2 separate regions of the Homo sapiens genome follow, and region 2 is linked to region 1. Evidence: chromatin contacts called from ENCODE Hi-C data. All regions are on one chromosome and are shown on one strand. Each heading gives the region's core, a stretch centred on a gene start or an enhancer-like site at or near the end of the contact. The rest is flanking DNA. Distances are from core to core; before and after follow the strand shown. Region 1 overlaps CCDC88C (coiled-coil domain containing 88C). Region 2 overlaps TCL6 (T cell leukemia/lymphoma 6).

The links. A loop is a pair of places that touch in the nucleus more often than their neighbours do. Pooled maps may share reads with other maps.
Region 2: a loop to region 1 is called in a map with no recorded cell type, with 9 times the contacts of the local background. The contact joins two enhancer-like sites. A Hi-C loop is called at or near these places in 3 of 37 single-sample maps with no recorded cell type and 3 of 50 pooled maps.

The regions. Positions count from the first base shown.
Region 1 is chr14:91,371,880-91,376,222 of GRCh38, reverse strand. The region is part of intron 3 of CCDC88C (coiled-coil domain containing 88C); the gene reads left to right. It overlaps LOC107984673 (a long non-coding RNA gene), which reads right to left. Exons shown (of 2, transcript XR_001750858.2): 2 at 1,972-3,587. Among named protein-coding and RNA genes, the nearest start is that of CCDC88C, 44 kb to the left of the region's middle. RefSeq lists enhancers at 50-722, 2,185-2,254, 3,858-4,343. Within about 2 kb of position 2,547, at least 12 of the 41 ENCODE cell types and tissues checked have a DNase peak (open chromatin) inside an H3K27ac peak, as active enhancers do.
Region 2 is chr14:95,659,322-95,663,664 of GRCh38, reverse strand. TCL6 (T cell leukemia/lymphoma 6) reads right to left here. Exons shown (of 8, transcript NR_028288.2): 4 at 1,001-1,185. Among named protein-coding and RNA genes, the nearest start is that of TCL6, 9.4 kb to the right of the region's middle. RefSeq lists an enhancer at 315-394. Within about 2 kb of position 1,749, at least 6 of the 41 ENCODE cell types and tissues checked have a DNase peak (open chromatin) inside an H3K27ac peak, as active enhancers do.

The DNA.
Region 1 (4,343 bases), core at 1,298-3,797:
GGTGTTTCAGGAGGCTCTGAGCTCACAGGAGAGAAGCCTGACCTATGATCGTCACCCTGTCCTGGGGGGCAGCAGCGGGAGTGACAAGTGTGGCCTTTCCTGGCTGCCACAGCCTAAAGGGTCCTCTGCGCCTGCCAGCTCCTCAGGTCTCCTCCGCAGATACATTTGGGCTGCTGGCTGTTGGCTGACTGGGTTCAAGCCTCTTCTCCTGTGAACTCGCGGGGCTGGAAGGTCTACGTTTCCAGCCCCAGCCTCGCCACTTGTAGTCATGTGACCCCAGGGCACATCCTTACTGTCTGTATCTCAGTTTATTCCTCTGTAAAATGGGCACAGTTACGGCACCTGCCCCATTGAACGCAAGAAGATGCATGCCTGCTGGAAAGGGTCAGATCAGAAGGAGACATTTGCCCCCCACTCGCCCTGAGGAGCCTCGCACAGGGAAGGTGCTCCGGGCACGGACAGGGTTGAGTCTCCCCTCATCTCGTGGCTTGGGCTGGAAGAGTCCACTTGCTGCCGAGGCAGGGCTGGCACAGACTGCCATCCTGCTTGGCTTGGCCATGGGAACAGCTGGTGAGGGTGCTTTTATTTGCCTGAAGTGTGGGCTCTCGGCCGGCCCTGCGGGGAAGCCAGAGCAGCTGGTCTGCCTCGTGAGCAGGTGCCGGGGCGGGTCTGTGCGCCTGCCCTTCCCTCCTTCCCCGAAAACGCTCTTTGATTCCGCTGCCCACCCCCCTCTTCCCCACCTCACCCACATCTGAAGAAAAGCTTCCCTACTTAAAGGAAAAAAGGAAGAATAAGCTTCATCTGATTTGATTTTTTTTGGAGTCCTCAGGTCGGAGCCTCACACAGCAGGGGTCCAGTTGGTCTAATTGAAGGGCATTGTTTCTGTCCCAGTCCTTTAGATTCAGGCTGTTCACACAGCCTGTCTCTCTCTCTCCCACATGCGCGCGCGCACACACACACACAGACACGCGCGCATGCTAACCCTGGGGCCTGTGGCCCTTCATTAGCTCATTTGGCAAATGATGGCTGAGCCCTGCTGTGTGCCAGGCCCTGGGAGAGCCCTGGGGAGCGAGACCGCCCAGATCACCACCCTCAGGAGCCCACAGCCCAAGAAGGAGACTCGAAGAGTAAGGCTGGTTTAGCAGAGGAAACTCAGTCTGTAGCTTCGTAACTAGTGAAGAGAGTTCCTGGTGTTTTGCCCACATCCCCTCGGCATGTTGTATACCACATACGTGTTACAGTGCCTGTCCCATTGGGCTCCGTAAGGGAGTGTCACCACATCTTCATTCCTGGCTCTGACAGGCACCATTGACCGATCTTGGCCCTCTTTGTCTCTGAGCCCAGATCTGGCCTCAGAATCCTTCTCAACACAGAACTCTAGGTAACCACTACCAGTCATCTGTGCCTGGAACCCAAGCTTAAACTACCCCTGGGATCACAGTGAGTTACTTGTGTGAGACTTCCTTGTGCCTCCTGAGGCTTCGGAATGAGCCTGACTGCAGAGACCACTGCAGATGCTGCCAGACTGTTGGAATGGCCTCAAAGGTCGGTTGGGCCACCCCAGGCTCTGTGCTCAGCAGGACTGCACGGCCTGTTCTGGCTGTAACCCCTTGCCCCTGGCTGTTCCCTCTGCCTGGGATTCTCCAGTTCCACCCGTCCACCTGGCTCACACCCTCCCTACACTCGCATTTTGTTCAGCTGACGATTCATCGAGGGCCCTCTTTGACCACCTGTCTGTAAGAGCTATGTTTTCTGTCACTTCCTCCTATGTTCCTTTATTTTGCTTCTTAACACACACATGTGACATATATTTACCTCTTTAGCCCTCTCATTTACTCCAATATTCCAAGCAATGAAAAATACCTATTGATCAAATGGACCTTGCATTAGCAGATACCTGGTGGACTTAACCCTGCTACTGCCTGCAAGAGTTAGGATGAGAGGTAATAGACACAGTGTGTCTAGCCAAGCTCCTGGTTTATGCAGCATGCTGATTTATTGCTGTTCGAAATAAAGTGTTCTTTACACTGTAGATGGGGGAGGGTGCGTTTAGTTGGAGGTCCCAAAAAGCCTCTGTTCTCACCAGAGCCTTCCTCCCCGCAGCCAGTTCCATTTAGCCAGCAGCTGGCAGGCATCTGCTGTGGGCCACACTGTGCAGAGCCCTGGGGGGATTCAGAGGTGAGCATGTTCCAGCATCTGCCCTGGGGACCCTGAGGATCTCAGTTCCCTGTGTGGGACTCAGGCAGGGACACGAGAGAGGGGCCTGGGGGCACTGATTGCTGAGGAAGTGATCATTGCCGGCGGAGGGGTTTGAGGAAGGCATTGGAGGCAAGTGTGGCTGGACAGAGAGGATTTTGTCAGGTGCGGGTGGGCAGGGGACCGGCTGGGCTGCCAGGTCACCTCCAACCCCTGCCCACCCCCCAACTTGGACAGCTGCTGCAAAGTTGATAACATCTTTTGAGATTTTCACTTCCTGCCGAGATATTAGTCATTAGAAACTTGTCACTTCTGAACCTTCCTCCTCCCCGGCTTTTCAACTGTGTCCCGATATGCCCTCCCCCAGTTTCCTGCTATAGAATACATTCTTGGTGATAGAATAGAGAGTTTCTTGCTCTCTAGATGAAGTCTGATCTTTTGCTGCAAACTCCTGTAATGAAAAGAGACCAGTTTGCATGAAATGTCTGCTCTGCTGTCTGTTTCCTCCAGAAAGCTTTTTTGGAGGAGCGAGTGGGGGCTAAGGAGGGGTAATTACAGTCTTATTTATCCATGCTGGAGACTCATGGTTCCCATGTGTGTAGAATTTTTCCTTCTCTTCATCCTTTGCTATTTGACCAGCACAAGTTCTGCTTGGCCCCAGGCAGATGTCACTGATGAACCGTGGCACACTTGCTCCCAGGGCCAGACCTGCCCCTAGTGTTCTCAGCATAGCGTCCAAGCCAGCTCTCTTGAGTCCAGACCACCATAGGGCACTGGTATCGTGTGTGTTTTTCTTGGCCCTCCTGAGGCCAGAGGGAGAAGAGAGAAGGTGGCCCCAGCAGATGTCCCAGCTCAGTTCTTCCTCCTTGGTCCTGAGCCCAGGGGCTGGGGACGGTTTGTGCATTCCTGGGGATCTCTAGAATGGACCCCACTCCTCGCACACACAGGTAGCTGGGACTGTCTTCCTTTATGGGCTCACTGTGGTGACTGTGGCTTCCTGTGTTTGCCCCCTGCAGAGCTGCCCTGTGTTGAAGCAGGAGGGAGGATGGTGTGTCGCCCCGGAGCATGTTGAGAGCACAGTGCCCAGCAAAACCTGACGGCTAGGAAAGGCCTCAGGTTCAGCCAGCACCTCCGGGGGCCTGACTTCATGCCAGGCACAGGCTTGATTGTCGCTAGGTTAAGTGATGCCTGCCTGCCCGGCCACCTGCCTTTCTGGCCACCTGGCAGGGCTTGATGCCGAGGCCCAGCAGCAACGTGGTGGTGGAGCCGGCAGAGGGGACTCCAAAGCTGCTGCTGTCACCGTTTAGATAACGTGCAGACAGGGCTGGGTCCAGACTCCCTGAACGGTGGTTCTGTGCACATCTGGTTCTCAGTTGTCCTTCATCGTGGGACTGTAGCCAGAGACACAAGATGGGGGCACCTTCTGTGTCTTCCTTTTCCTTTATTCCTAGCCCTCCCTGCACTAACACACGCCTCCCCCCCCCGCCCGCCCCCCCCCGCACCACTGCCATCTACCTGGATGTCACCTGCTCCTTGTTCTTTCCCATTTCAGCTTCCGGCCACCTCCTTCTTGGAGCTTTTCTGGATTCCCCGCTCTCCTCTGCTCCCAGTGCCCCCAGCTCAGGTGCCTGCCATCCCTCTGTTAGGGTGCCAGACTTGCTGGTGGGATTTGCTGGTGGGATCAGGCTGTGAGCTCCCCAGGACAGGGCCTGGCCCTATAGCAAACACCCTGGGCCCCTCACTGTCCCCCATCCCACAGGCTTTGTCCTCCTTGTCTTTGTTTCCTGGCTTTGAGGGTAGCAGTCTTGGCTTCATACCCTCCACCTCCCAACTGGCATGCCATCAGACACCCAGCAGGTGCCCGGGAAGTGTGGCATAAATGAGAGAGGGAATGGCTGCCCTTCCTCAAGGAGCTCTCCCTGCCCTCCAGATGCCTGCCCTGGGACACTGGACAAGGAGGCCTGGTCACTCGGGAGTGCTGGTACCCCTTGTGCTGTGGTGCTCGTACCCTGAGGCCTGGGCTCAGGTTGGGGCGTGAGGTTGGGGGCTGGCTGCCCCCACTGCCTGCCTTTCCCACCCTCACAGGTCCCAGCAGGCTGGGGTGGTCTGGGCTGCCATCTACCGCTGGAGGCTCCTAGGTGCCCTCC
Region 2 (4,343 bases), core at 500-2,999, 4.3 Mb before region 1:
TAAATCACAAGACATGAAACTGGCCTCACCACTGCTGTCCCCTCTTTGGCTCCACACACACTCTCAGACTTTCTGTTTCTGATTGCAGGTGTGTAGCTGGAAGGTGAACTGAGATAGCATGAAAACAGGTGGCATGGGCTGCAGAAAGAGCACTGGGGCAGGAAACCTGGATCCTGCGCTGCTCGGATGCACTTGGCTGTGTGACCTTGGACTTGGCCATCCACTCTCTGGGCTTCGGTTTTCTCCTGTGTTCAGGGAATTCTCACTAAGTCCTCTTCCCATTCTGCTCCTCTGTGAGTTGAGTGAGGATCTTTCTCTTTAATTTCAGCCTCCATCTTGTAAACCAAGAAGTATCTGAGACAGGTCTCAATCGATTTAGAGATTTGTTGTGCCAAGGTTAAGGACATGTCTGGAAGTAAAAAGACACGAAATCACAGAAACAGTCGCTAGTCTGTGCCTTTCTCCAAAGATGATTTTGAGGGCTTTGATATTTAAAGTGGAAAAGTAGGCTGGAGAGGAGAAAGGCAGTGTATGGTCACATGACTGAATCCACATGTTGCAAAGGAAACGGAGTAGGTAGGGGATAGTCAATTACGTATTTGTCTCATGCTCAATAAATCAGCAGTTTACGTAAGATAAGGTGAACATACAGTAGCTACCTGTGGAGCTATTTAACCTTTTATCTGTAGCTATCTACTTAGGAGCAAAAGGAAAGTCAGCTTCTTGCATGACTCAGCTTTTGGCTTTTTTTTTTTTTTTTTTTTTTTGCCTTTTTGGCATAGTGAACTGGGTTCTGAAGTTTTAGTTTTCCTTTCAGAACCTGCAGCTGCAGCTGTGTCCCATGAGTGTGGTAAGGCTTAGGGTGTTTTTGGAGATGAGCAGACCCAAGTTTTAATTCCAACTATGATGCCCAAATGCTAAGTTAATGTTGGACAAGTATTTAACCAATCTGATCTTCAGTTTGTCATCTGTGAATGCGGAACAATAATAATAATAATACCTTCTTTTGATAATTAGAGATAATGCATATGAGATATAAGCACAGAGCAGATGTTCCATGGCTGGTAAATATTCTCCCTCTTCCTCTTTGTGTGGTTGTCTGCTTGCTGTGTGTCTATGGAAGTCAGATGAGCATTTGCCCAGAGGTTGGTAGATGGAGCCCACAAGCTCATAAGAATAAAATAACTAGAATGGAAACAGAAAATTAGATGTTCCATATGTTGTAACTCATTTTTGGCTGGAAATTATAGAGACCTTGGTTGGGAGTGTCATTAGATACTTGGAAAGGATGGGCGATGATTAGCACAGGTGGCTGGAGATGAACTCCCTGAACCGGCCCTGACATCTTGTTAGAGAGAGAAAAGCTCACATAGGTGTGAGCCTAGAATTTCAGTTAATATGCATTTATTCTGTATCTTGTCATCACAAAGTTGAGTTTCGCAGTCTGCTAAGAAGAGCAAAGAACTTCCCAATAATATTGAAAGGTAATAGTCCTAAGGACCTTGAAAAGCTACATTTGTTAAGGAGTTTACTGTAGAATAGCATGCTTGTTCAGTAAAAGTGAAAAACCACCTTTGTCACAGGTGGTTGATTTCACCGGACAGCGCTGGCGATCATTAACCCACCATGACCTCCCACATTCGCCTTCAGTCACCTCCACCTGTTTTTGCCGGATGCAAAGTATCTGTTTGATGCCAGATAAGTATTTGTTTTGCAAATAAGAATAATGTGGCCGGACGCGGTGGCTTACGCCTGTAATCCCAACGCTTTGGGAGGCCAAGGCAGATCACCTGAGGTCAACAGTTCGAGACCAGCCTGGCCTACATGGCAAAACCCTGTCTCTACTAAAAATACAAAAAAGTTAGCTGGAGATGGTGGTGCACACCTGTAATCCCAGCCACTTGGGAGGCTGAGACAGGAGAATCGCTTGAACCCAGGAGGCAGAAGTTGCAGTGAACCGAAATGGTGCTACTGCACTCCAGCCTGGGTGACAGAGTGAGACCACATCTAAAAAAAAAAAAAAAAAAAAAAAAGTTTAAGTTCTAGATCTACAGATGATCCTGGATCGCCCACATAGGCCCTAAATGTCATCACAAATGTCCTTATAAGAGGGACAGAGGGACATCTGACTGCAGAAAAGGAAAGGCAACGTGAAGACGAAAGCAGAGGGAGATCTGAGGATGCTACACTACTGGCTTGGAAGAGAAGCAAGGGGGACGAAGGGCCAAGGAATGCAGCTCTCCAAGCTAGAAAAGTTCAGGAAGCAGATTCTCCCCTAAAGCCTCAGGAGAGAGCACAGCCCTACCTTGGTTTCAGCCCAGTGAAACTCGTTCTGCACCTTTGACCTCCAGAACTACCAGACAATGTTTGAAGGCACTCAGTTTGTGGGATTTGTTACAGCAGCCCTAGGAAGCTGACATCCCTGTTAAGGCTCAGCGTTGTTCCCAGACAGGGGACTGAGAGCAGGATCCATCCAGCGCTGCTCAGATCTTGCTGTTACCTTCAGGAGGTCCCAGGGAAGAGTTTGGAAAAGGGGAGGCTTTGGGTGTGGAATAGTTAAGTGACTTGTCATACAACCACACCAGAGGACGCTGTGTGGGTGTTAAAAATGACATCCCACAGAGCTTGGATGATGCAGGGAAATGCTTAGGATATAATGCCAAACAAAAAGAACAAGGAGGGAGTATACGTAGTAGAATTGGGCTGTGCTAAAAAGGGGGGCAAGTCCGGTCTGAGAGCAAACAAAACAAAATATTGCAAAATGTACCCAAGGGCTATCTCTGGCTGGGGGGACTCTGGCGACGGCTGTTTACATTGTACTCTTCTGTGTAGGGTCTCCTTTAGGAGGGCTCAGGGCTGCAGAGCAGCAGCCGCTAAGTGAGCAAGTTATAGCCAGAAGATTTTCAAATGTCAGCAGATTGGGAGCTCTGAGATAACATCGGAGACCTCCCAGCTGCTGCTGGAACCCTCAGGGTTGGACCATGGGAGGGGAGGAGGGGGAAGGAGAGAGTGTTGGAAGAACTAAGGAGGCAAGTTACAGACAATAATCTGCCAGCAGACAGGTTTTCTAACCCACCTTGCCTGTGGCTGCGGCACTGTTCTCTTTTTGCTGAGGGAAGTGGGGGATACGAGATGTTCGCCTTTCCCATTATCTAGGTCTCTGAATTATTGGGAAACACACATCTAGGCAAACAGCAGGCTCATTTTAGCGAGCACTATTTCACACTGCTGCCAGCTGGGGCTGGATGGGGCTGGCAGGCATGGCAGCCTCCCTGTCTCCAGACCTGGGCTGAGACTATGCCACTGATCCCAGGCTGGAAGGTGACTTCTATCTCCAAAAGAGCTGATCCTAGTTATCTTGTTCTCCACGTGGTTTGGACATGAAGAAGCCCAGGACTGGAGGAAGAGAGAGCAGTGCCGGCAGATCACTGGGTGAAGCTGTGTCTATCCGGTGCCACCGTGACTAATAAATTGGCAGGGTCCTGTGTCCAGAGGAACCCTGGGCTGCCTAGTGGAGATAGCTGTCAGGACGGACCCTTCTAAACCAGGAGCATGGGTCTTGGCTGCTGGGTGAGGAGTGCATCTGCCAGCTCCAGACAGCAGGATCAGAGTGAGGAAGGGTCTTCTCCAAGCTCTGTGCTAATGGGAATCAGGCTGAGAAGGGACTTCCAACCTAGCAGAGCTCAGCTGGAGGCCTGGAGCAGCAGAACTGTCTTTTGGCACTAAAAATTAATAACGTGGAAAGCTGAGAAAGAACGAGGCTGTGAGCCTGCCCACCAGGCAGCCTGGGCAGAAGTCAAAGAATTCTATTTTTATCAAGAAGTGCCACGTTCTATTACACTACTCTAAAAGAGATGCTCATTTGTAACATGGCAAGGAAGTCTCGGTCAGGGGTAGCTCTGAAAGGAAAGGTCTGAGTTGTAGGGTGTGTGTGTGCATATGTGTATGTGCATATGTGTGTGTACATCTGTGTGCATGTGTATGCATACACATATATAAAATATAAATATATATAAAAATATATTTAAATATTTAAATATATTTAAATATATATAAATATGTAAATGTATATATATATAAATATATATGCATGCATGTGTACATGTGTGAGCACCTACAGGGGCTGTTCAGAGAAGCCAGAAAATGTGACTGCAGAGATTTTTAACACCTGCAGCCTGGCTGGACTGGAGGCACGTGCCTTCTGGTCGCTTCCCCTAGGCCAGATAAACAACCCAAGCATCACACCCAGGACCCTGCATATTCACTGCAAACTCCAGAGTCACTGGCCTCCCGTCCAAGTCTGCCCCTCCTGCTCTGGGTCCCACTTAGCCCTGCACAAACTG